Linked DNA regions of Homo sapiens: all the other regions are linked to region 5. Evidence: chromatin loops called from intact Hi-C (ENCODE). Cell type or tissue: PC-9. All regions are shown on one strand.

Region 1 (4,000 bases), 190 kb before region 5:
TTATAGTTTAATGCCACAACTTTTTAAAACAGTGATTTTTGCCATACTATTTGACTAGGAAAATGATCGTTGCTCACTCTATAAATACTTGAAATCTTTTCTAGGACTTAGAAGTTTGTAGTTAATTGCAAAGGAGCAAAACAAACGGAATATTACACAAGAATTTAAAAGGAGAACTCTGCAGAACATGTCTTATTTTTATTCGCCCAAGTCAACCACCAGGAAACTTGGACCAGGCACACGGATACCCATCATTTCACACCGGTGTTTATAAAAGGACTAATGAGCCCTGGAGTTTGGTTATTTTTTTGATCACATTTTGAAAGGCCAGGCTCCTCCTTCACTGCCCCCGCCAAAAGGCAATAAGCAAGGAAAAGGTTTCACATGCTAGCAAGAGCGGCTCTAAAATTTCAATTTCTGAGGAAGATGGTTTCACATGGAAATAGTCATAATTGTAGGCTGGGCATGGTGGCTCACACCTGTAATCCCAGCACTCTGGGAGGCCAAGGCAGGCAGATCACCTGAGGTCAGGAGTTCGAGACCAGTCTGGCCAACTTGGCAAAACCCCATCTCTTCTAAAAATACAAAAATTAGCTGGGCGTGGTGGCGGACACCTGTAGTCCCAGCTACTTGGGAGGCTGAAGCAGGAGAATCACTTGAACCTGGAAGGCAAAGGTTGCAGTGAGCCTAAGATCGCACCACCGCCCTCCAGCCTGGGTGACACAGCGAGACTCTATCTCCAAAAAAAAAAAAAAAAAAAAAAGAGCTAGTGATAATTGTGACCCAGAATCTAAAAATGTAGATATAAATTTGAGGGCACACAACAGATTTTGCATTTATGAAGACAATGAGTTATAGAGATACTTCTTTCAAATTGTTGTTTAAAAACTATTATTTTGTAAACACAGAGCTTGATAAAAATGTCTTTTCTAAATGACAAAAATTTAGAAATGAGAGTAATTTCTACTACATTTTCCTGAAATTAAGATGGTTTCCATTTTCCTAGCTATGAATCATATAAAATCAATGTAATTCCAATAAAAAGCTACTTCCTATAAATTTTAAAAAACTCATTGTTATTTAAATAAGAAAAAACATTCATCTCAACTGGAGAGACTGGAGCTATTAGCAAACTTCCCATAAATTTAAAATCTGACTGTAAGGCATTAAAATAAATCCGTTTAAACAAGGTAAATACATTTTTCCTTATGTTGAAAAAGTAAAAAAAGAATGGGAATTGGAAAAACATTTTTTGCTTGCTTTAGGGTGACAGAATATAACTTTCCCTACCAGTTTTTGTGGCTAAAAGGCAAAAAGTAATACAGTCCACTATTAAGGAACTTAAGATTAAGATTTTAATAATTTTTTTTTTTTTTTTAAACAGACAGGGTCTCACTCTGTTGCCGTGGCTGGAATGCAGTGGTATGATTATGGCTCACTGCATCCTCCACCTCCTGGGCTCAAGAATCCTCTTGCCTCAGCCTCCCAAGTAGCTGGGACTACAGGCATGGGCGACCATGGCTGGCTGATTTTTCAGTTTTTTTTTTTTTATAGAAACAGTCTCACAATGTTGCCTAGGCTGGTCTCAAACTCCTGGCCTCAAGCAATCCTTCCGCCTTGGCCTCCCAAAGTGCTGGGATTACAGGCGTGAGCTACTGTGCATGGCCAGGAAAACCTTCTTCTTTTTAAAATGCTCTCTATATAAACAAAAACTGTGGTGGATAAGTGTGGCCATACACAGAAGTCTCTCTAGAAAGGTAATCCTATCAAGCGTTTTTATAAAAAAGCAAAGTGATTTTTATCAGCTTCCTTTTTTCAATAAAAGCTGTTTTAAGGAAGTATTCAGTATTTCTGTATATTCAATGGAAACAAACACATGGAATCTGTACTACTCATATACAATGACATTAGGAAAGGGTTTAGCTAAATTCTTGTGTGGCAAAATCACAAGGTTTATCGTTTATCAAGGAAGACCTTTCATGTACATTATCAGAGTGTGCACCTGAATTACCAAGGGCTTTACCTTTCATGGGGAGAAAAGGACAGATTCCCTGCCTTATTCATTTGCCTCTAGATTTTGAGATCTAAATGCCAGGTTCACTTTAAGTGCTAACATGATGAGGCAACTGTTACTTATTTGCAGTCCTAAATGAATTGCCAGCTGGGGAAGTCACCAAGCAGGTTTCCTTGAGCTCTGGGCTTGCCAAAAACACAACTCAGGGAAACCAATCAAGTACGTTTTTCTTCTCTTCTCTTTTTAAAAGGATTGCTAATCCTTAAGGATAAATTATAATTTTAATGAAAGTCCTTTTTTTCAATACTAAGAAACAACAAGTGTTCCAGAAAGGAAATCTGTCTCATCATGTGTTACTTTCTGTTACTTTCAAATTAGCAGTCACTCAATGCAAGAACTTATCAAGTTCGATTTCTCTCATTTATGCTAGCTTCCTCATGAATAACATAATTGCTTTTACAAAAAAATGTAGTTTTCAAAAGAAATTAAAATATAAGATTTAACAAAGAAATTATTTCTCAAAACTTTTTTTAAAAAGTCCTCATATTCGATTCTCAAATACGTGTGCAAAACAGAGATTTAAAATGTTTCTTAAGATCTCATCAGCCCCTTTCTAACATTTTCTCTCTCCTCTTGCCCCGTATCTACACAATGGACTGTGTATGGATGAAAATTTTCTCTGAAAGAATAAATAAGTTTTCTTTTGATTAAAGACAAGTGGAAACTTTATACTCAAACTCAGAAAACTAGAGCATAATGAATCATTCCCAGATCAATTTTAAAAATAGATTTATTCAAGAATGACATTTCTCTCAAGAAAAATGTTAAATTGTAGACATATAGCTGCCTTCACTGCTATACTGTGCAAACATCGAGGATGACTTTTGGTGTATCTCTGTTGCCGTGTTTATTGAATCTATAAAAACAACAAGCATCTCTCCTCTCCCCTAAGCTCACCAGGCTTTTCTTTGAAGTCACCTCTCTCCCCCACCAATCTTTGACTACTAAATTCAGAGATGGTCCTTTGCTGTTTGAAGCTCTGAATTACTACTTACAGACAGTATTTCTTCTCAGTCAATTCCTACCCACAAACCATCCATCTTAAGCGGCATCAGTACCTCCTCCTCAATCACTTTTCACACATGTTCTACCCTAGAAGTCAGCTACGTATAGAAGGTAATAATACATGAATAGGAACTGGTTTCCTCTAGGCTGTATGTACAAGGTTCTATTTCATTTGCTCCAAAATATTTTTAGTTGATCTCTTTTGAAACTTATTAACCAAGCATGCCAAACAACATAACCGTAATCTTTTTATTTACAGACTAACATCAGATCATTTTAAAACACCACTACAGATTTAGTCACTAAATGCAACCACTCTATACGAAAGAGGTAAGTAATAAAAGGAAACTACATTATTTACCCTTGATGTTATTAGGAAGTAACTTAAGTTCCAAGTCATAAATAAAAATAAGAGATGCGGCTGGGCGCAGTGGCTCATACCTGTAAGCCCAGAGACGCAAACAGCTGAAAATAACGTATCAACTACTAGGTTATAAAGGCTAAAATGTTTTTGTTTTTTTTTTTTAAAAAGCACTTTAAGCACTTAAACCTATTCTGACCAGTTCAGAAATTGTTTTTCTGAGTCTAAAGGCCCAGTCACCTTATTACTACTATATCCTTGGCATGTGTGATAAATATAAACTAGAACATTTCTCTTGGAAATGAAAAATGAAAAATTATGAGAATTACCACCACTACATTTCTGCCCAGGCTTAGATTGGAAACAAGTCTGCCTGTTTTCTGCAGAGTCACAGGAAAGAGCATATACAACACAAATGACAAGTTCTATGAAAAAGAAAAGCACTACAGGTCCAGTGCTTCAGGCTTAAATTACACAACTGTGGTTTAGTGCCTGTTTCGTCAGTCAGAACTTTGGGAGAGTTTATTTGCAAGGTGAGACTCTTAACAGCTGCTTATGTA
Region 2 (4,000 bases), 59 kb before region 5:
TCCTTTTTTTTTTTGAGATGGAGTCTTGCTCTGTATATAGCCCAGGCTGGAGTGCAGTGGCACATCTCAGCTCACTGCAACCTCTGCCTCCTGGGTTCAAGTGATTCTCCTGCCTCAGCCTCTCAACTAGCTGGGATTACAGGCGATGCCACAATTCCCAGCTAATTTTTGTGTTTTTAGTAGACATGGGGTTTTCCCATGTTGGCCAGGCTGGTCTCGAACCCCTGACTTCAGGTGATCCACCTGCCTCGGCCTCCCAAAGTGCTGTGATTACAGGCGTGAGCCAACCCACCCAGCCCAGTTCTTTATGTATATAGATATATGGACAGCTATAGGGAAATGTGATTAAGCATTTTTTTAAAAATTGCCCATTTCAGTAGTAATCCCCAAATTCTAAGCTAGAGAGCATTTAGTTACTTGAGTGCTCATCTCTTGCCAGGCAGGAGAGGGAGAAGGGTGAAGGGGCTCCAGCATCGGGGATGGGCCTGGAATTCCACTCAGGGTGAATGATAATATTGAGAACTGAGGGTTTAGTAGGTTCAGAATCCCTTGCTAGCCATACTGAATAGGGTTTGTTTTTCTTACAGAATTTTGAGAAGAACCAGTAAGAGCAGCTCTAGTGGAGGGATGGGGGAAGAGGGGTAATAAAAGCAGATTACACTGGATTTGGAAATAAGAAGCCACAGGGCCATGCCCCTATCCTTACCCACCTCTCCTCTCTTATTACTTTGATTCCCATAAAGAAATAAATATTTAGGTTGGCACAAAAGTAATTGCGGTTTTTGCCTTTACTTTTAATTAAAAACATTAATGGCAAAAACCGCAATTACTTTTGCACCAGCCTAATCATAGGCCAATTTCTATGACTAAAATCCCAAAAAATAGTAAGACTAAGAATCTACAGGAGCTCTTCACAGCCATATTCCTCACAGAATAATTCCAGGAGCTCTGTGCTAAACACATCCCTAAGGAAACTCTGTGCAAAGAGAAGATCAAGGCCAGCAGCTTTTTCAGGTCTGCAGCGTTTCCAAGTGACAGCAGGCTCAGCTGGACACGTCTCCAAGTACAATTTCTAAATTATGAGAAGTGGGATTGTTTTAAATCGATACATCGAACCTTTAAACACACACACTTTTGAAACGTTTCAGCCACAGCTGTTAAAAGATTGATAAATTTTAAGTTCCTGAAATACTGAAATGAAAAAAACAGTTATATATTAGAAGAGTGCTAAATTCCTTTAAAAATAAAAATGCACTAAAGGTTTAAGAGCACAGCCATAATTTTTAGAACCCAGCAAGTGGATGCCTGCATGGGACAAAGTCACTGAACAGCCTGAGCCCTTCAATAATTAATAGATGCAAAGTTAAAGAAATGTCAATGCTGATAATAAATTGCTCAGGGTGACTCAAATGCAGCTGCTTCTCTGCTGATCACTTCTGGTATTAACTGTGCTTACAAAAGCAAATACCTCATACTCCTTCCACTCTATAGAAAAACCAACAGGTACAGTATCACGTAGCTAGGTAGGCCTTGAATAGAAAAAAGGGTAACTCAGCTTTGACAAGGACATTTATCTCTGGAATTTCTGTCCTCTGAAAATATTTGTTACTGATACTCACTTGCTATGCCCCAATTCCCTGATTCTGCTAAAACACCTTTTAGAAAAGGAAGCACTGGAGCAGGGTGTTTACTTTGTTGATGCTCTGGAGCAAGGGGGTGTTACTGTATATGTTCCATGTTAGGGGTTTGTCCAAGAAAAAGGAGCAGATGGCTAGTGACTCAGAGCATATGTTGACCCGAGTGCCCTTTGGCAAACAGGAGCTCCAGGCAGAGAGTAAATATGCCCTAAATATTTGAAAAAGGGAATCACTCAGCCAAGAAAAGAGGAGTCTGAGGGAGCACCCTAAAACAATCTTAGCCTTGTAGAGGGATATTATTTATTCCCTGGGGAGAAAACTGTTTCTCTCTTCCAAAAAAGAGTGGACATTGAATTTATATTCAGAAGTGGTAAGAAAAATAAGGGAAGGATGATAAATAGTGAAAGGAACAAAAGAAATTCTGGAATCTCAGGGCTGGGCGTGGTGGTTCACACCTATAATCCCAGCATTGTGGGAAGTCGAGACTGGTGGATAGCTTGAGCCCAGGAGTTCGAGACCAGCCTGGGCAACATGGTGAAACCCCATCTCTACCCAAAAAATACAAAAATTAGCCAGGTATGGTGGCCTATGTCTGTAGTCCCAGCTACGTGTGAGGCTGAGGTGGGAGGATTGCTTGAGCCTGGGAGGCAGAGGTTGCAGTGAGCCGAGTTTCTGCCACTGCATTCCAGCCTAGGTGACAGAGGGAGACCCTGTCTCAAAAAAAAAAAAAAAAAAAAATTCTGGAATCTCGTGCCTCTCATCAATAGAAAGCAGCTGTAAAAGAAGCAGAGGCATAGCCCAAATGGCCCCTGAGTACCCCTTCTCACCTTCCATTTCCTTAGAATGGTAGATATTTGCCCAAGGTTACAATAATATCAAAACAAACAGAACAATCAGGAATACCCTATGACATATCACAGCCAATAAAGGCTCAAAAAATTCTTGCTGATGAAGAAAACAAATGTTCCCAAACAGCATTTCCTGGTTACTTATCAATAATGCAGACCAATGTCAATCTATCTGAGGGCGCATATACGTCCATTTGGATCCTTTAAAAAAAACTGTCTCATTCTTTAAATAAATGTCAAGGGTGTTTACTCCAGAAATAAAATAGAAAGCCAACCTCAAATCAGGAAAAATACAGATTAAAAATATATCTACGCCAGGCCAGGCACGGTAGCTCATGCCTATAATCCCAGCACTTTGGGAGGCCAAGGCAGGCAGGTCGCCTGAGATCGGGAGTTCAAGACCAGCCTGGTCAACATGGCAAAACCCTGTCTCTACTAAAAATACAAAAATTAGCTGGGCGTGGTGGCACATGCCTGTAATCCCAGCTACTTGGGAAGCTGAGGCAGGAGAATTGCTTGAACCCAGGAGGTGGAGGTTGCAGTGAGCCGAGATCGTACCACGGTACTCCAGCCGGGGCAACTGAGTAAGACTGTGTCTCAAAATAACAATAATAATAATAATAATGTATCTCCGCATGGGGGATAAGGTCTGAAAAAAAGAAAAGAATAAAAACAAAATAAAAACAAATTGTCTTTATTTTTACTTGCTTGCTTGCTAACCTTGGGAAATTTGCTAGCTGCAAAGTTGCTTTTTATTTTCCAATAATTCTTGAGGGATCACTGGAATACTTGCATGAAAAAAAAAAATTCACTTTAACCTCACTCTTCCGAGATTTTAAAAACAGAGCAAGCACAGAGATAACAAAGAAACCTTTTTCAGAGGCACCCTCAAATCTTAGGCCCAAATAGATGGTGGTATCAACAGAAACAACGAAATATCCATAGCAACTGTGGAAAGCAGATTCTCATCCCATAGTGAGATAATAAATAAAGTCACTGCCTTTTGTGACACCTTACTCAACCTCAGACAGAAATAAATGTTCCTCACTCCTGTTCGCATAAATCCACCTAGCTAGTGTTTGTGGGAGCAGAGGGAGGATTGTTCCCCAATCCAGGCCCACGAAAGTGGCTTTGCCTTCCACAGCACCTCCCACCCTCTGCTGGGAGTCACAGACCTCTCCTAAGGACCCACTCAGGAGGGTGTTTGGGGCTGTTTAGGAGGAGGGGTCTCCACTGGCTAGTTTGGAGGAAATTCAACGAAATCGAAGCCCAACTGTAGGGGCCATGTACAGAGTAAGTGTTGAAAAAACGTTAATGTCCACCCTTCCTTTATCCAGACACATTGAACAGATATTCACTGAAATGTCCTTAAAAAATCTACCTCACCCCATGTCTATCCATCTTCCCGAATGCTGCCTGCCTCCTGCCTTGTGACCAGCTCTGCCGGCAGACCCTGCAGTATGACTCAGCGTGTTGAAATCCGCCTCTGTGGGCACGCACTGCTCTCAAAACTGC
Region 3 (4,000 bases), 75 kb before region 5:
CCTAGGGGGCCCCACGTGATTGGGCCGTGTTTACCACTCTGACCTCTTTCTTCCTCCATTCATAGGGTGTCATCCACACTGGGCCCTTTCTTCCCACATACACATAAAGCTTCTTGCCTCAGAGCCTCCGTACATGCTATTTTTCTGCCTGGAATGCTTTTCCCTTAAATTTTCACCTGTCTGCCCCAATCCCTAAACTTCTAGCCCCTGCTCACTCTCTACCCTTTATCTTATTTTCCTGTAACACTTACTTGTTGCTTGATTACAAATTTTTCATCTTCCTGTCCTCATTAGAATGTAAGCTCAGGCCAGCTGCAGTAGCTTGTACCTAGAATCCCAGTACTGTGGGAGGCCGAGGCAGGAGGATTGCTTGAGCCCAGGAGTTTGGGACCTGCCTGGGCAATATAGCAGGATACTGTCTCTCCAAAAAGAAAACTTTTTTTAATTAGCCAGTGTATTAGTCTGTTTTCATGCTGCTGATAAAGACATACCCAAAACTAGGAAGAAAAAGAGGTTTAGTTGGACTTACAGTTCCACATGGCTGGGGAGGCCTCAGAATCATGGCAGGAGGTAAAAGGCATTTCTTACATGGCAGCGGCAAGAGAAAAATAAAAAAGATGCAAAAGCGGAAACCCCTGATAAATCCATCAGCTCTCGTGAGACTTACTCACTATCACGAGAACAGCACAGGCAAGACTGGCCCCCATGATTCAATTACCTCCCCCTGGGTCCCTCCCACAACATGTGGGAATTCTGGGAGACACAATTCAAGTTGAGATTTGGGTGGGGACACAGCCAAACCATGCCAGGCTTGGTGGCACATGCCTGTAGTCTCAGCTACCTGGGAGGTTGAGGTGGGAAGATTGCTTGAGTCCAGGAGTTTGAGGCTGCAGTGAGCTGAGATGGCACCACTGCACTCCAGCCTGGGTGACAGAGTGAGACCATGACTTAAAAAAAAAAAAGGAAGCTCAATGAAGGGAGAGATTTTTTTTTCTTTTCTTTTTTTTTTTTTCGAGTTGGAGTTTCCCTCTTGTTGCCCAGGCTGGAGTGTAATGGCATGATCTCAGCTCACCGTAACCTCCACCTCCTGGGTTCAAGCAATTCTCCTGCCTCAGCCTCCCTAGTAGCTGGGATTACAGGCATTCACCACCACCCCTGGCTAATTTTGTATTTTTAGTAGAGACAGGGTTTCTCCATGTTGTCAGCCTGGTCTCAAACTCCCAACCTCAGGTGATCTGCCCACCTCGGCCTCCTAAAGTGCTGGGATTACAGGCGTGAGCCACCGTGCCCGGCCCGAAGGAAGAGATTTTTTATCTCCAGCTCCTAGAACACTACCTGGCAGAAAAAAGTGCTCAACACAAACTTGTGGAATGAGTATACCTGAGTTTCACTTGTTTCCTGCTTGCCCTCTGTCAGAGGCCACACCCAATTGTGGCACCTGGTAAAAGCCTCACTCATTAGAGTTTTGTCATTTAACTCCTTCCTGTAAGCCAGGTAAAACTGACCACATATATATGTAGATGCCCTTTTCCAATTTCAGTTTGGGGGCTCCCCTGGAGAAAGCAGAGGCCTCACACTAGAGCTAGAAGCGGCCCCAGGAAAATTCACATGGGGTGAAGTTTTATTCTTTCAAAGTAGCCAGTTTTGCCCCTTCGCATTTTCTTCTTCTTCACAGACATTTTCCCAATGGGTAAAACTTTTTTGTTTGATTTTAAAAATTCACTTTTTCACTTATCTATTCAGTGTTGCTTACTGAGTTCTGACCACTAATAAAAATAACCATTGTGTGTGTGTCTATGTGTGTGTGTACGTGTGTAAAATATCAGAAGATAAGAGCCTTGCATTGTTCTAAGAGCTGCTTGAAAATGTCTGTGTTTTGATAGCTTATGATGCACATTCGTGGGCCAGCCAATTATAGTGACAGCTCTTTAATGAAGAAATGTCATACACATTAATATAGAATTTGTATTTGCTCTTAGTAATACCTGTAAGTGCCTAGTTCAACAGTTTTTGTGGTTGAAATGCTAAAAAATACAACTGAAATGCTGTTGAACTCTAAATGGCTAAATGCATGTATACCTGTATGTTGTTTTATTTACAAACACATAAACATATGTGTGTATTTTATACTTAAATAATTTATTCTATATATATTTAATTTATTTTATATATATATAGAATAAATTAAGCAATAATGTCCCTGGGCCCAAAGAAAGTATTCTTCATTCTCCTGTTACGCCAGAAAGGTGTTTATTATGCTGAGGGAAGTTCTTGCACTCATAACCTCTAAGTGATTCCGCAGCATAGCTTAGAGGTGATGCTTCTTCCGGAGGAAGCCCTGAGTCATTATCTGCATCTTTCCTGAGATCTGGAGAGTACAAGGGTACCAACACCTCTCCCTCCACGAGGCCAGGGGGGATTAGGAAAGAGTCAGAGATGAAGGAGAAAAGGAGAAGAGAAATTGGTAAGAGGAAAAAGGGTAAATGTCTCAATTGTTTCCTCCTCTGATTACAGCCAGAGGAAGGCAGTCTGAGGGCCCCTTAACTAACTCCCTGTTAAGGTCTGGCAAGGATATAATGCATTTCATTTAGCTATGCTTCTGTTACTTGAATGGTTTGCTTTTTCTAAGGGAAATAGAATTGGGAAAGGAATTATAAGGAAGAGAATTTTCTTGCTTTTATTCTATTTATAAATGGAATATGAGAGGGACATGGAAATAGCATGAAAGAGTCACAATTTTCTTACGATCACTAATATCCTACACTAATGTATCTGGGTGGCAGAGCGGATGGAGCCATAATGGTGTTTGTTATGGACTGAATCATGTTCCCCCAAGATTCATATGTTAAAGCTGCACCCTCAGTGTGATGGTATTAGGATGTGGAGCCTTTGGGGGGTAATTAGATTTAGATGAGGCCCTGAGAGTAGAGTCCCCATGATGGGATTAGTGCCTTCTAAGGAGAGATCTCTCTCTCTCCACCACATGAGGACACAGTGAGAAGGCAGCTGTCTGCAAGCCAGGAAGAAAGCCCTCACCAGGAATCCATCAGCACCTGCATTTTGGGCTTTTCAGCCTCCAGAACTGTAGGAAATACATGTTTGTTGTTGAAGTCACCCAGGCTGTGCTATTTTGTGACAGTCGCCAAGCTGACAAAGAGAGTGTTTTACATGAATTAATTAAGCAGATAATTCCTGAGCATCACTAGCACTCTGGGTACTGTTGCGCAGTGAAGTATAGAGCAGTGACCAATCAGGTGAGCTTCTGCTTTCATGGGACTTCAGTTTGAGTGGGAAAATACGCCACATACCATAAACAAGTAAACAGACAAGTAAATATTAGATAGTGATAAGAGCCATGAACAAAACACAACAGAGCCATGCTATGTGGAGTGACTGGGGAGGGGCTACTTTAGATCAGGTCATCAAAGGAGGCTTTCTGGGCAGGGGACATTTGAGATGAATGACAAGGAAGAGCTGACTAGGAGACAATCTGGTGGAAAACGTTTGAGGCACAAGGAACCATGGTGCTAACATCAGGTCTATGTAAGACTGACAGTTACCCCTGAGTTAGGTCAAGCAAAGAATGAAGTGGACTTGAGACAGGCTTGAGTGTTAATACCCAAAAGTGAAAGCAAGAGATGCACAGCAAGAAATTCATATAAGAAACTTCAGATTTTGAATACCAATGAAATAACCATGGTTTCCGAGTGACCTCCTACTCCACACAAGTCCTCCTCTTGTATTTCCCGTATTATCGCCATACTCCATCCACACAACATGCAATATCCAAATACCATAATAAGGCTGGGCGCGGTGGCTCACACCTGTAATCGCAGCACTTGGAAGGCCGAGGCAGGTGGATCACCTGACTTCAGGAGTTCGAGATCAGCCTGGCCAAAATGGTGAAACCCCGTCTGTACTTAAAATACAAAAATCAGCTGGGCAGTAGAGGCATGTGCCTGTAATCCTGGCTACTTGGGAGGCTGAGGCAGGAGAATCG
Region 4 (4,000 bases), 150 kb before region 5:
TCTCCCAAGCATGACAAAAAAATCAAAGATGAAAACTTGCCCAAATACATATCCATAATGTCTTTCCTTTGCATCTTATGAAGGGATAAGCTCTAAAGGGTAATATGCTGTAAAATTACCTACACGGTTTCTTTTCTCACATCTCAGACCAAACCCTCGTTTCCTTCATGCACTTACCTGTTAAGTAGGAAATACGCATAAATCAATTCCTACTAAACAAGAAACTCTTTTATGACCTCAGAAACTGTGTGTATGTTTTTTGGTGGGTTTTTTTTTGGGGGGGGGGGAGGGTGTAGGGGGGGTGGTATCTAACTGGCAAGATTTCAGACAGTAGAAAGTTATATTTTAGATTTTAGAACAGGCAGCACTAGGCAAGGTGTTAAGTCCACCCCAGCCAGCTCTTATTCTAAGACATTCTTCCTTTTCCATTTCTTTCTTTCCTCTACTTCTGCACCCAGGAAAAACTCAGGTTTTTGTTTTGCTTCGTTTTTCTTTACAACATTTAGAGATGCAAGGGAAAGAGGGTGGGAAAGCAGCAATCATTTGGATTGAAAATGCTACTCTGAAAGTTAGAGACTGCTTATGTACACTGCTCTTGAGAGCTAAAATAATTTATACTTTCCAGCCACAGAAAATAGGCATGTTTTTTAAAAAATAAGAAACAATTATAGCTACACAGTAGTTTTAAGCTTATTTCAAAATTTAACTATTCTGAGCTACACAAAGGTATGAAATTAACATGTTTCAATACTGAAAGGAGTTAATTTTTAAAACCCTACCATATGCTGTAATATAATGCCCTCTATGGACTAAATTACAGCACTTCAACATTACTGAATTAAATCTTAAGAACTGGAAAAAGATTTTAGTCTAGAAAATGAATGACAGTACAAGTTAAAATAGCAAAACAACGAGCATTTTAAAGTCTATAAAAAATTTAACATAAGGTACCAAAAATGAATACTAAAATTCATAAACTGAAAGTGACACTATTTATGAAAACTAATATGCTAACTTCTTACATTATAATCTAAAACATACAAATATTCTTAAACACCCAAAGCATTTTTAAAAATTTTTTATATAAAAATATGAAACACTTCACAAATTCTATGCGTCATTCTTGTGCAGGGGCTATGCTAATCTTCTCTGTATAATTCCAATTTTAGTATGTGCTGCTGAAGCAAGCATTTTTTTTTTTTTGGAGACAGAGTCTCGCTCTGTCACCAGGCTGGAATGCAGTGGCACGATCTTGGCTCACTGCAACCTCCACCTCCCGGGTTCAAGTGATTCTCCTGCCTAGCCTCCCAAGTGGCTGGGACTACAGGTGCGTGCCACCAAGCCCAGCTAATTTTTGTATTTTTAGTAGAGACGAGGATTCACCATGTTGGCCAGGATGGTCTGGATCTCCTGACCTCGTGATCTGCCCGCCTTAGCCTCCCAAAGTGCTGGGATTACAGACGTGAGCCACTGCACCTGGCCTCAAGCACGCATTTTTAAATTCTGAATTCAAGAATTAATAGTCACTAGGCCCTAAACAGATCTTCTTAAACTTTAATGTCTTCATTTAAGTATCCAGGTTTGGGGGGAATCTTTAAGGTCATTTCATAATGTTTATAGTAGTATGATTAAAGCATTTGTTTGATTTGGTACAAGATGTCAATATTCAAAATTGTTTATAAAAATTTTAAACTCATCTGTTAGTGCAAAACGATATTCACAGCTCGCTAAATTTCTCTGTCCAACTGAATTTATTCCACATAGTCAATTATAGATCATTCCACAGACTTGATCTTCCATCTGCAACACTAGATGGCACCAACACCCGTAGTCTACAGTTGATTGCCCAGTTCATGGAAGGCAATCTGGCAAACATTAACTTTCTGGCTTTTCCACAAGATTGCTGCCTGGCCCTAGGCAGCTAGATCAGAGTATGGGAATAGGAAAACAACTCTAACACCAAAAAAATACGTGGGGCAAAATAATCCCTAATCGGAATCCAAAATCAATTTTAAATAGATCAGAACTAAGTGTAAAATTAAAACTATAAGTAAATAAAAAATATATTTTCCTTTGTGAAAACTGAAAATGTCCACTGAAATGTAAACTAAAAATCTTTTAGAAAACTGAGGGAAAACTATAACACAAGAGTTTACATCCTTTATATGTAAAGAACTCTCATAAAATCAGGGAAAAAAATGAACACCTACATTTAAAAATGGGCAAAGAGTATGAACAAGCAAAAATCACAGAAGAAATACAAACTGCCAACATGTTCACATTCACTAATAATCAAAGATCAAAAAAGCAAGTACTACTTGCACCTATCAAACTGGTAAAGGGCTTTTAAAAAATACCTAGTACAGAATGTCCAGAAGAATATTTAAGGAACGAGTCATAGTAGATAACTCTAGGAAACAGCACTAGGCAGCTGGACAACAGAGAGAGAGGAAGAAGTGTGACTGTCACTGTACTTTCTGCATTTTGTATAATGTAAAAATATTATCTATCAAAAAATAAGCAATATGAATTGTTGGTGAAAGTAGAGAAATGGGTGTTTTCTTCTTCTGATAAAAGGGTAAAAATTAGTACAACTTTTCTGGTGGCCAATTTTTATACAAACCCTTATAAATGCTCATACCCACTAACCTAGGTTTTTATTTCAAATTGATTTATGGAAAATAATTCAGGGATATGTAAGACATATTTAAATATAAAGAGGTTAATAGCATTATTTATCAATAACAAAGGAACAATCTAAGGGTCCAACAATAGCAAAGTGACTGGTTAAACTATACCCATACTAAGGAACACTAAGTACAAAAAATCAGCAGCAAAATATTTAAAGACATGGAAATGTTTGCATTATATAAGACATTACTAAAGTTTTTAAAAGCTTATAAACAATATATAGAGTATGATTCCAATTTCATAAAACACTATTACATTCTTAAAAATACACATATGCGGCCAGGTGCGCTGGTTCATGCCTTTAATCCCAGCACTTTGGGAGGCCAAGGTGGGCAGATCACTTAAGGTCAGGAGTTCTGGACCAGCTTAGCCAACATGGTGAAACCCTGTCTCTACTAAAAATACAAAAATTAGCCAGGCACGGTGGCCCACACCTGTAATCCCAGCTACTCGGGAGGCTGAGGCACGAGAATCGCTTGAACCCAGGAGGCAGAGGTTGCAGTGAGTGGAGATCCCGCCACTGCTACTCCAGCCTGAGTGACAGAGCGAGACTATGTCTCAAACAAAAACAAAAACAAAACACATGTGCATTGAAAGTAGACTAGAATAATATATTCTAAAATATTAAACATTGATTATGTCTGGGTAATATGATTATAATTTTTTTCATCTCAATGCTTTTCTACATTTTTCAAATTTGTACAATGAGCGTGTATTGTATGTCAGACTGCTTCATAAACTGTTGCTCTAACTTCACTGATAGTTATCAAGTCCTTAGAAAAAATCCTTATTACTAAAATATTGAAGCTCAAGTAGATTAAAACATTTGCCAAGGGTCATACAGCTAAATCAGTGAAAGGGTCAGAATTAGAACTCAGGTCTGTAAAATGCCTAAAATTAAGTTATTTAACCACATTATATTTAGCAGGTATCTCTTTTTTATGGTACATATTTATTTTCAATCTGTATTGGGCCCACAGTAAGCACTAAATAAATCCTCACTAATTTAACAATGTCACTTTTTAAAAAGTAAATATAATCGTTTCCTTTATTAACAAGAGTCAGGTTCTAATTTAGCTACATTGTACATCTACTGATAGCCTTCCAGTTAAGATTAACTACTTATCATAATAAAGTCCAACTTACATCAAAATTTTCCAAATATTATTTGCTCAATAAAAATATATTTTAAACAAAATATCAACTCTTAGTATCTACAGTACTTCAGTAAAAAAACTCAAAGGCTATATATACTTTTTCAGAAAAATATTTTAAGTCGTAAGAATATCAAAACAATTCTTATTCATGA
Region 5 (4,000 bases):
TCACATTCTAAAGCCACTGAGGGCACTTTGGTTCCCACCCTTCCAGGCAAGCATTTCCACAGCCTGGGCTCCTAACTGAAGATACAAAGGGATCAAGGGAAGAAGAAAGGTTAAACCTAGGAACACGGAAGCCAATGTGCCCCCAGAGAACGGAAGAGGCGGTCTGCGAGTTCAGAAGGCAGGCAGCTCATGCTTGAAGGTGATAGCCTTCTGCCTACAAGAGAAATCTGAGCACATCAGTTACTTCTGTCTTACCAAGAATCCCTGAGATACTGAGATTTCTGAGTTGAAAGTGAGATAAGGCCTGTTTTGTTTTGTTTGTTTGTTTCCATGTACATAGCTCAAGATGTTTTCTTGGCCGGGTGCAGTGGCTCACTCCTGTAATCCCAGCACTTTGGGAGGCCGAGGCGGGTGGATCATGAGGTCAGGAGATTGAGACCATCCTGGCCAACATGGTGAAACCCCACCTTTACTAAAAATACAAAAATTAGCAGGGTGCGGTGGCACGTGCCTGTAATTCCAGCTACTCAAGAGGCTGAGGCAGGAGAATCGCTTGAACCAGGGAGTCGGAGGTTGTGTGAGCCCAGATGGCGCCACTGCACTCCAGCCTGGTGACAGAGTGAGACTCCATCTCAAAAAAAAAAAAAAAAAAAAAAAAGATGCTTTCTGGATCTGCAATGATAAGTAGTGATTTATGTTGGAGAAAGAAATAAGGGAGGTCCAGGCCCTTACTTTACTATCTCTGACCCTGTTTACAGAAGATCCACCCAGTAACTATGACATTTAACTGTGGAGTGGTAGAGTTTTTATACTCATGAGGAAAACTCACACTAGTGGCGCCAAACCACTGGGCGTGGCCTAACACAATTTCTGATAGCCAGGGGAGCTGGGGTTGGGGAGGGTGATTACTGGCATCTAGTGTCCTGCATCCACAAGGCCACAGGACAACCTCACATAACAAAGAATTATCCCGTCCAAACTGTCAGTAGTGCTGAGGTTGAGAAACCCTGACTTACAAATAATTCTCTGTCCTCCTAAATGTATTCACCTACTCAGGAATCATCAGGCCTTGTTTCTCCTCCTCTAGACACTCAGCTGACCTGGGAAAATTACAAGCTGCTTGACCAACAAGCTCATTATCTTGTTTTTGATGGAGACAGAGCTGAGGAACAAAGACAACAAATAAAACCCCAACTGTGGGGTGAAAGAAGACTTAACCTTGGCTCATAGGCTCCCTTCAAAAGCTAAGTGGTATGTGGAGATCCGTGAGCTGGCAGTTCTGGTCAGAAAATAACAAAGTCTCAGAATTGCTTCCTAGGCTAGGGTCTCTCCGGAGGCACACACAGACGCCTCTTGCCTTCACCTCTGCACTAATCTCATTGCCCCACTTTGAATCAAGGCTTGAAGACTGTGCAAGCAGAATAACCAGGCACTCTCTTCAGTTAGTTCTGAAACCATCTCAATGATTTTGGGAGAATACACTCCCCACAATCTGGCAACAAGTTGTCTGGCTTGGGTTATTTCTAAGTCTACATTTCTTAGTTTCCTGAAGAATACACTGAGCATGCCAAAAGGTTTCAAAGCTACAGTTACGGCATCAGCAACAACTCTTCAACTAGCCTGTGCTTCAGCCCAAAGCAGCACAAACAGAAAAGTCAGCCAAGCCACGAGGGGCCTGGTCAAGCGTCTAACAGTGTAGGATTGCTGCATAAAGAGCAGGATCCTACTACAATACATCCTTTGAAGTGCCTCGAAAATAAATGCTATGTTTAGAAAACAAAGTCCTCTCTCCAGGCCTGGACTCACCCCACTCACCCCACCCTCATCCCTATTTCACTGAAAAGCTAAATATGAAAAAGTGCTTGGATGTTTACATATTTTCATATAGAGTAAATTTTCCTTAAAGGGCCATCTTCTTAAGAATACAAATCCTCCAAGAATGGTCCTTGAGCTGCTCAAGCTTTCCAACCAGAAAATATGACTATATTGAAAAATACGACTAGAAACAATAGGACCAGCCTCACTTCTTCCCCATAAAAACAATTCCAATCACTGAAGGTCTTGCTGGCATCTCTGCCGCCATCTACTGAGTCAAACTGGCACATATTCTAGTAAATCCTAACCAAGAAAGGTCATTGTTCTGTTATGTTTCCATTTTAACTCTTACCATGTTGTATTACAATTGTTTGTATATAACTTTACTTCTAGATTGCAAGTACCCATGAGATACATAGGATGTCTTATTCCTCTCTTAGTAGCTAATCAGGAAATGGTTGTTGGATTAAGTAATTTTGAGTGTTGCACAGGGCTTCTCCAAAAAAGATCATCTCAAGAATTTTCTTTAGGACTCCTCTAAAACCCAGAAACTACCATAATTATATCAAACAGAAGAGAGCAACTAGTTTATTTTTTAAGGCTTTCAGAGTAGCTCCTTCTACAACTTTCTTTATTGACCCAATACCAGCCTTCACAATCTCCACCATCAGCAAATTATTCTGTCTCAAATAAAAATGGTTTATTATTTAGTTCTATGGCTCATGTGGCTTAGAGTTTGTTGTATCCTTAAGGTGAGGGCTTTTGGACACTCAAAGGCAGAACTGTGATTATATGTTTGTTTTTTTCTTCCCAAATTGAATAACCCCATTCCTTCAACTTTTCTTTCTACATCTTCACGATCTATACATGCTCAAAATTAGTAACAGTTTTCTTAATGTGAAGCCTCAAACTAGTTTCGATGCTCTATTTAGCATTTAAGCAAAGATGATTTCAACAAGTGTTTGTGGTGCCTGCTATTATCCCTATCAATGGGACACTTTGCATTAGGCAAACCTAACATTTACCAGGCAGATAAATTAGGAGTTGGTGATTCATCTCACAGAGCATTCCCAGGAAAATTTCTTCAAAATAACCATTTCAGTCCTGTTTCATTTAGAAAACATTCATTTTATAAGCAATTTTTCATGGATTACAAATCACAGAATGAGAGTAGCTGTAATCTTATTGATGTCTAATTTATGTGTCACTTGGGTTTAAGATATGCACCTTTTTCTGGTATCTGCTACTGGTGTTATGAGCTCTTCAAGACCTCTTGTTCCTTAGGGAAAGAGTCAGCATGAAAATCATCTCTTAGAAAATATTATCATGTTCATTTGACACCTGAAAAAGCATACCCAGAGGGTAGAAGAAACTTGGAGACTGTTTATACACACAAATAGCATAAAGGACTTTTTTCCATCTCTAGGGGACCAACCTGGGCAAAGGAATAGAAGGAATAGCCTTGGCAATTATTCTCCCTGTCCCTGCACCCTCAAGAAAACAGGGAGAGTCACATTCTCGGATGCCAAGATTAATACCTATGTTTGGTTTCTTGGCAAGCAGGCTCTCTGCACTGCAATCTGGAAGGCCACTGGAATCTCTCTGCCAATGTTTTTCGCATTCTCATTATTGATCCTAGTAGCAGCACAAACCTGTTTCTGGATGTTGTGTTCAGAAGCTGATCAACATTAAGTACTCACCTCAAGGAGGCTGGCCAAAAACAGCCTGCAGACTTTTCAAGCTGACTTTTCAAACTGTTTGCTCTTTGGGTTGGTCAGGGCCTGCAATCAAAACTCATCATCATTAATTCATAAACGCCTAACTCTTTAAGCAATTTGGCAAAAATCTTTTGACAATTCAGTCCCACTGCTGGGGGCTGCTTCCAAAATGTACATTACCAAAGTGTGTGAGCAGGCTGGACATGGTGGCTCACGCCTGTAATCCCAGCACTTTGGGAGGCCAAGGCGGGCAGATCACCTGAGGTCAGGAGTTTGAGACCAGTCTGGCCAACATGGTGAAACCCCATCTCTACTAAAAATACAAAAATTAGCCAGGCGTGGTGGGGGGCGCCTGTAATCTCAGCTACTTGGGAGGCTGAGGCAGGATAATCACTTGAACCCAGAAGGTGGAGGTTGCAGTGAGCCAAGATCGCACCACTGCCCTCCAGCCTGAGTGACAGAGGAAG

What was found. Hi-C counts contacts between places; a loop is a spot of excess contacts. Peaks named below come from ENCODE experiments on the same cell type or tissue, not always from the same donor. Only the 100,000 strongest peaks of a DNase experiment are listed, where the experiment ranks them.
Region 1: it touches region 5 in a loop (4-fold over the local background); 7 of 110 quality-filtered maps call a loop at or near these places.
Region 2: it touches region 5 in a loop (2.2-fold over the local background); 42 of 110 quality-filtered maps call a loop at or near these places.
Region 3: a loop joins it to region 5, with 3 times the contacts of the local background. A loop is called at or near these places in 15 of 110 quality-filtered maps.
Region 4: a loop joins it to region 5, with 9 times the contacts of the local background. A loop is called at or near these places in 88 of 110 quality-filtered maps.

Annotation. Positions count from the first base shown.
Region 1 is chr2:54,977,691-54,981,690 of GRCh38, forward strand. The region is part of intron 5 of RTN4 (reticulon 4); the gene reads right to left. Among named protein-coding and RNA genes, the nearest start is that of RTN4, 71 kb to the right of the region's middle. In PC-9, no CTCF peak of the experiment used is centred here; a DNase peak (open chromatin) is centred at 2,161; H3K27ac peaks cover 2,312 bases.
Region 2 is chr2:55,107,957-55,111,956 of GRCh38, forward strand. It overlaps a transcript of RTN4 not described here. Among named protein-coding and RNA genes, the nearest start is that of RTN4, 60 kb to the left of the region's middle. In PC-9, no CTCF peak of the experiment used is centred here; DNase peaks (open chromatin) are centred at 1,495, 1,785 and 3,985; H3K4me3 peaks cover 1,119 bases; H3K27ac peaks cover 4,000 bases.
Region 3 is chr2:55,091,240-55,095,239 of GRCh38, forward strand. It overlaps a transcript of RTN4 not described here. Among named protein-coding and RNA genes, the nearest start is that of RTN4, 43 kb to the left of the region's middle. In PC-9, no CTCF peak of the experiment used is centred here; DNase peaks (open chromatin) are centred at 1,402 and 2,312; H3K4me3 peaks cover 2,229 bases; H3K27ac peaks cover 4,000 bases.
Region 4 is chr2:55,013,333-55,017,332 of GRCh38, forward strand. The region is part of intron 3 of RTN4 (reticulon 4); the gene reads right to left. It also overlaps the pseudogene RNU6-433P. Among named protein-coding and RNA genes, the nearest start is that of RTN4, 35 kb to the right of the region's middle. In PC-9, CTCF peaks have their summits at 1,824 (motif pointing right) and 2,025; DNase peaks (open chromatin) are centred at 1,829 and 2,389; H3K4me3 peaks cover 635 bases; H3K27ac peaks cover 3,207 bases.
Region 5 is chr2:55,166,675-55,170,674 of GRCh38, forward strand. No RefSeq gene overlaps it. Among named protein-coding and RNA genes, the nearest start is that of CLHC1, 64 kb to the right of the region's middle. In PC-9, CTCF peaks have their summits at 2,076 (motif pointing left) and 2,289; a DNase peak (open chromatin) is centred at 2,057.